Regions from separate parts of the Homo sapiens genome. Here region 2 is linked to region 1. A link is a contact called in ENCODE Hi-C or POLR2A ChIA-PET data. All regions are on one chromosome and are shown on one strand. Each heading gives the region's core, a stretch centred on a gene start or an enhancer-like site at or near the end of the contact. The rest is flanking DNA. Distances are from core to core; before and after follow the strand shown.

Evidence for each region. Hi-C counts contacts between places; a loop is a spot of excess contacts on that map. ChIA-PET counts read pairs that join two places held with the same protein, here RNA polymerase II (POLR2A).
Region 2: a loop to region 1 is called in a map with no recorded cell type, with 5 times the contacts of the local background. The contact joins the enhancer-like site here to the promoter of LINC01954 in region 1. A Hi-C loop is called at or near these places in 1 of 37 single-sample maps with no recorded cell type. POLR2A ChIA-PET finds 5 or more read pairs at or near these places in 1 of 52 experiments (A549).

Annotation. Positions count from the first base shown.
Region 1 is chr2:10,876,673-10,879,760 of GRCh38, forward strand. It overlaps LINC01954 (long intergenic non-protein coding RNA 1954), which reads left to right and starts at 1,595. Exons shown (of 2, transcript NR_110575.1): 1 at 1,595-1,772.
Region 2 is chr2:11,752,289-11,755,376 of GRCh38, forward strand. The region is part of intron 1 of LPIN1 (lipin 1); the gene reads left to right. Among named protein-coding and RNA genes, the nearest start is that of LPIN1, 7.2 kb to the left of the region's middle. RefSeq lists an enhancer at 1,507-1,716. Within about 2 kb of position 1,648, at least 27 of the 41 ENCODE cell types and tissues checked have a DNase peak (open chromatin) inside an H3K27ac peak, as active enhancers do.

The DNA.
Region 1 (3,088 bases), core at 345-2,844:
AGGAAATTACATGCCTTCCTCCTTTTTCTCTCTCTTTCCTGTGGGTTGAAATGTAGAGGTGATAAAATGAGTGAGTTTTTGTTGTGGAATGAAGATAACACCATAGGGTATTACAAAGCAATAAGACAGGAGGAACTTGAATGTTGGAAGCATTCTTTTTCTTTTCTTTTCTTTTCTTTTTTTTTTTTTTTGAGACAAGGTCTTCTTCTGTAGCCTAGACTGGAGTGCAGTAGCACAATCATAGCTCACTGCAGCCTCAACATCGTGGGCTCAAGTGATTCTCCTGCCTCAGCCTCCACAGTAGCTGGGACTATAGGTGAAAGCCACCATGCCCAGCTAATTTTTTCTATGTTTTATAGGGACAGGGTCTCACTAGATTTCCCGGGCCATTCTTGAATTCCTGACCTCAAGTGATTCTCTTACCTGGGTCTCCCAAGGTGCTGGGATTATAGACGTGACTCACCATGCCTAGCCTGAGTGCTGGAAAAGTTCTGTACTTTGACTTGGGTGGTGGTTACACAGGTGTATACACACATAAAAATTGATTGAGCTATTCTTTTAAGATTTATGTGCCTATTGCATGTAAGTTATACCTCAGCAAGAAAAAAAAGATAGAAGGAAGCTGATTCCTGGAATGCCCTTGTGGAGTGGAAGTCACCTTGGGACTGTTACAAAAGAGAAAAACAAACTCTTATAGTGTTTGGGTCATTGTCTGTAGGGGCGTTTTTTGTTCTAGCCATTTAATGTGTACCTTAATCAATATATTTATTAAGGGTAGGAATTTTTAATTTTAATTTTGACTCCATTACCCCATTACAGAGCTTGGTGAATAGAAGGTACCCAATATCTGTTTAATGAATGCATGTTTTTGTAGATGGCTTTTATCAGCATGTTAGAACATCCAGTATAAATAAATTTAGAAAACAGAAAAAATTACGACATGTAAAGGGAGGGACCTTCTTCCCCGACTTCCCAACCCACCTGACTTCTGAGTACTTCCTTTCAGTGGGATCTGGTGCAGCAGTTTTCAACTTGCTTAAACAAATGACAAGAACGTTCTGAGACAGGAAATGCTATCTGCTCGGCTGATGGTGCCAGCGTGGGGGTGAATGTTAAATGGAGTGCTTGGGGGAGACCCCTGATGCTCATGTCCCCACGACTCAGAATCAGACGCAGAATCACAGTGCTCTAGGTGCTGTTAGGCTCTAGGAACTGGGGGGAACGATCCCATCGCCAACCCTGGAGCAAGGCAGTGTGTTGTAAGAGGGGATGCTGCCGGGAGTGCTCCTGAGTCATTAAGGGAAGGCTGTGAACAGGAGGAGGAAGGGCTGACAACACAGCCCACACCCTGCTGAGCCTCCAAGGGGATGGCTCCCTCGTGCAGTCAGCAAACATTCACTCTGGGAGGACTGGGGGCTCGGCTGCAGAGAGGAGCGGCACACCCACCGCCTCTGTCCTCAAGGAGCTCCCGGTCCAGCTGCCCCCGGACAAATCCTATGTTACCAACAGTATAACAACGCAATTTTATTTACACCGACTAGATGTCCAGCACCTATCAGTAATACGCTATTTTATTTTCACAAACATCTGGCTCATAGATAATGTTTATCGATGAGAAAACAGAAATTTGAAGAGGCAAAGCAAGTTGCCCAAGGCCAAGGGAGAAGGTCAGCGTGAACTGCTACCGCCATGTTGAAGTTCATCTTCTCTTCACTGCGAGAAGCTGCCTGGACACCAGGGTGGAGGAGCTGTCAGGGCCCTCACTGTGGAAGGTGCTGGCAGAGGGTGGGGAGGTGTGGCCTGAGAGGGGCGTCCATAGTCCCTGAACTTGGCCTTCATGAATGAGTGGCGATCCAGTCAGCAGACAAAAGGTGGAATTGGAGTGAGAGTAGGGGGTCATTCTAGACAGCAGGAACAATGTGTGAGAAGGCCCAGAGCAGAGAAGGCAAGGCATGTGGCAGCTTGGTGTCACGGAAGCCTGGGGTGGGCAAGGGGCTGGGGAGGCCTGGGAGTTGAGGCCAGGGAGGCGAGCAAATGTCTGGTGGGGCCTCCCTTTGGGGTGAACCCCTACACTGGTCCAGAGGCAGAGGGTCGGTTGTCTGTCAATAGGATGAAATTCCTGTTAGTCGGGGTGCCCACTCATTCACTGAGCACGAGCAGGGGTCTCTGCGGGGCCTGGTGTTGGCCTGTGGCTTGGTGAGACACCCTCTCTGGAGGGGCACCCAGACTCTGTGGTCCCTGCCTGGCCCCTCCTTCTATGTCACCTTCCTGGGGTACCACAGATGCATGCCAAAGACCCCCACTTCTCAAAGTACGTTTCATGGCACACTGAGTTTTTTTGAGGAAAAAGGTTTGTGGTAAAATAAATGGAGACAAGGGGGTGATTGCCTCCTCCTTCTTGGAACTTCTTGCAGGTTAGCTTGTTCAAGTCTCTGAAAAGTAAAATGGTTATGGACGTTGTGTGTGTGAGTGTCCCAGTGTCCCAGTGTCCTGGGGCTGCTGTAAGAAAGCACCACGCTGGGGCTTGAGCAACAGACATCGATTCTCTCACAGTTCTGGAGGCCGGAAGTCTGAGATCCAGGAATCGGCAGGGCCGTGCCCCATCTGGAGGCCTAGGGAGGGTCCTTCCTGCTCCTCCAGCTGCTGGTGGCTGACAGTCCATGGCGTCTGTGACGTCTGTGGCATCCGTGGCACCTCAGGCTTGCTTCTGTCCTCATGTGTCTCTGTGTGTCTCTCTCCTAAGGACACAGTCACACTGGATTAAGGGCACACCCTAGTGCAGCAGGACATCTTATTTTAACTAATCACATCTTCAGCAAACCTGTTTCCAGTGAAGGTCACCTTCTGAGGTGCTGGTGAGGCAGGAGAATAGGGTTTGGAGGCGGGGAACCTAAGGCCGTTTCAAGCCGACTTCCTAGAACTGAATTGAAAGGAAACACCTAACTTTCCAGGACTAAGTAACAAAAGGACCAGAGGCTACTCCCTGTGCAAAACCCCCACCTTTTCTGCACCACAGATGGGAAATTGGTTTTCCGCAACCAGTCAGACTGATTGCCGGGCCGCTGAGTCTTCCTTTGCATAGAAATGC
Region 2 (3,088 bases), core at 398-2,897, 880 kb after region 1:
TGATTTTGGACCATCTGAAAGGCCTCTTTCGATTCCTGTATCTTTAATTATGAATGGGGTTGAATATCTCTCTCATATATTATTGGCCAAATGTGAACTGTCTATATGTTTTGTCCATTTTTTCTTTTGAGCTGTTCCAAGGCCATTTTTTTTTTTTTTTTGAGACGGAGTCTCGCTCTGTCGCCCAGGCTGGAGTGCAGTGGCGGGATCTCGGCTCACTGCAAGCTCCGCCTCCCGGGTTCACGCCATTCTCCTGCCTCAGCCTCCCAAGTAGCTGGGACTACAGGCGCCCGCCACTACGCCCGGCTAATTTTTTGTATTTTTAGTAGAGACGGGGTTTCACCGTTTTAGCCGGGATGGTCTCGATCTCCTGACCTCGTGATCCGCCCGCCTCGGCCTCCCAAAGTGCTGGGATTACAGGCGTGAGCCACCGCGCCCGGCCTCCAAGGCCATTTTAAACTGACCTTAATCTTCTAGAGGTGGCTGGTGTTGGCAAAAATTGTGGGGTTAGGAAAGCTGTGGCAGGGGTTTTGAATTTTGGCAGTTCCAAGAAAGCAGCGTTTCTTGGCAATTTGTGAAGCCTGGAGATGGATTCTGCCAATTTTGGAATAAATGTGGAATTTTCTAATTTAATCGTGAGGCAAGAAACCATGTGACCTCTGTCACCTCATCCTGACAGTGTCCGCAGTGCTGTCCTTTCTGGAACTGTATGAAATTGCGGTCGTGAATGCTTTGGAGCGTCTGCTGTGTGCTGGAGTTCTACAGATGAGCTTAATTATGGGAACGCCCTCCTGTCCCTGGGCAAGGAGGGGGATGAGCAGGGTGGGGGTGTGCTGGAGGAGGAGACGCCTGCCACTTTGCCACCCTGGAAGCTCACTGCAAGAGCTGCAAAATTTCCCACCTGCCTAACACAGGCAGGGCTTTGGTGGCGGGACCCCAGGGCTGGCTGTTTTTGCTCTTTCATCACTTTTGTCAGGAAGTATTGAAAGACCTTTAAAAGGCCTCTGACTTGCAGGGCCTCTGACCTGCAGGCCTTTTAAAGCATCTCCAGCTTTTCTAGTGAGTTTTTGTATTTTGGACGGGAATGTCTCACGAACCCTGGCATGCCAAGAAAGTCCCCAATTTCCCAGCAGGTAGTGATGGATGCAGAGCTGTGCTCTTCTGTTTAAGAAGCTCCTCAAGGCACTCTGGCCAGGACAGTTTAACCACAGGGACGCTGGTGGACTCAGTCAATCCAGACCTGGCAGAGGGCAGCAGCTGCCTATAAGTGTGTGCCAGTTACAGCAGGGCGTGGGCTGCTGCCCAGGTGGCCTGACTTTCTGTCTGTGTTCCTTTCCCTGTATCACCCTGAGTCTGAGCCAGACTTCCTCTTTTGTCACAGGTAATTCATCACCCTTATCAACCGCCGTTAAGTATCAGTCCACAATGCTCTGAAAAGACTTCCTCTTTGCCGTAAGTGTAAATTACAGGAGGAAGCTAACACTATTTATAAATCAATTTCATTTTCATGCAAGTCTTATTAGTCATGATACCATTTTGGGCACTTCCTAGAAGCTTTTTGTGTTTTTAAATGCTTTGGATGAAAATCCTCATTTGTCTTGTAAACCTCCAAGGTGGATGTGATCTCGGCGAACACCAGTAACAGCGTGATGTTTGTGACTTTATCCAGTGCTGGGCGGACCACAGATAGAGTCCCCAGGTGCTGAGACACTGACTGTAGTGTGCTCAGAGGAGGGCGGCTAGGGCAGTGAGCAGGAAGCCCCAAAATCGTCCCTGTCAAGCCCAGCTGGGGAGCCGACAGTGCCTTCCCTAGAGGAAGGGTGCCAGGGGTGGTCATTTAGTTGTCCTGACATGATCCGTTGGCCCCACGAGCAGCAGCCAGGTCTGTATCTGAGAGCTGTAATTTCCTGCTGATAACAGGAACACAGATAAGGGGCACCCCATCCCAGAGTGATATTAGGTTGGCTTTTGAATCACCAGGCTCCTTGGATGTGCCTTAAGCCCACAGGTGCCCTTTAAGCACCTGCCGTGAGGGCAGATGTGACAGATCGTGTTTGCTCTCTGGGCAGTGAGTGGGTTTTGGGTAGCTTCTCTCCAGGAAATGATGAATCACTCGGAGCTGAGCAAGTGCCAGAGAAGTCTTCAATCACAGACTGAACCCAGGAGGGTGTTTCGGCCTTTCTAAGTCCTTAAGGGTTGTAGGGAAGGTTTTGAACAATGGCTTTTGACTTTACCTTCTGAGAGGCTCTGTCAGGGAGTGGTGATGCTGCGGGTGAGAGCAGTTTTGAAGGTGTCACATCCAGGGCCAACCCTGAGCCTTGCTTCTGTAGCCACCTCCTATGGGAGGTCATGACAATAATAAGATTTTGCATGTGTTGTCCAGGAGCAAAGACCTTTCCAAACTAGTCGTTGTGTTGACCACTGAGGATGACAGCCTGGTGGGCTCAGTCAGAGCCATTGTGTTAATACCCTGCTCCCACACACATAGCTGGTAAATGCCAGAAGTTAACACTCACAGCCAGGCCTTCCGACCCCCAATTTTGTGTCATTTCTGCTTTTCAGTCTTACCCTTAGGTGTCACAGCTGTTTATTTAAACTGTTTGCAGTGAATTTTGTTTGGGAGCATTGTCTTGTGAAATTTATGCTCTGGCAGAGAACAATTCCTGCTGTCTTCTTCATTTCTTCTAATTTTTTTTTTTTTTTTTGAGACGGAGTCACCCAGGCTGGAGTGCAGTGGCACGATCTCGGCTCACTGCAAGCTCTGCCTCCCGGGTTCACGCCATTCTCCTGCCTCAGCCTCCCAAGTAGCTGGGACTACAGGCGCCCGCCACCATGCCCGGCTAATCTTTTTTGTATTTTTAGCAGAGACGGGGTTTCACCATGTTAGCCAGGATGGTCTCGATCTCCTGACCTCGTGATCCGCCCGCCTCAGCCTCCCAAAGTGCTGGGATTACAGGCATGAGCCACCGCGCCCGGCCATTTCTTCTCATTTTTAAATTTTAGTGCTTTTCCCCCTCGTGCCCCGACTTGCCAAGCTACTTTGAGGGTGGTGGGTGCATCTTGCTGTTTTACACTCTGGAATGTCGTG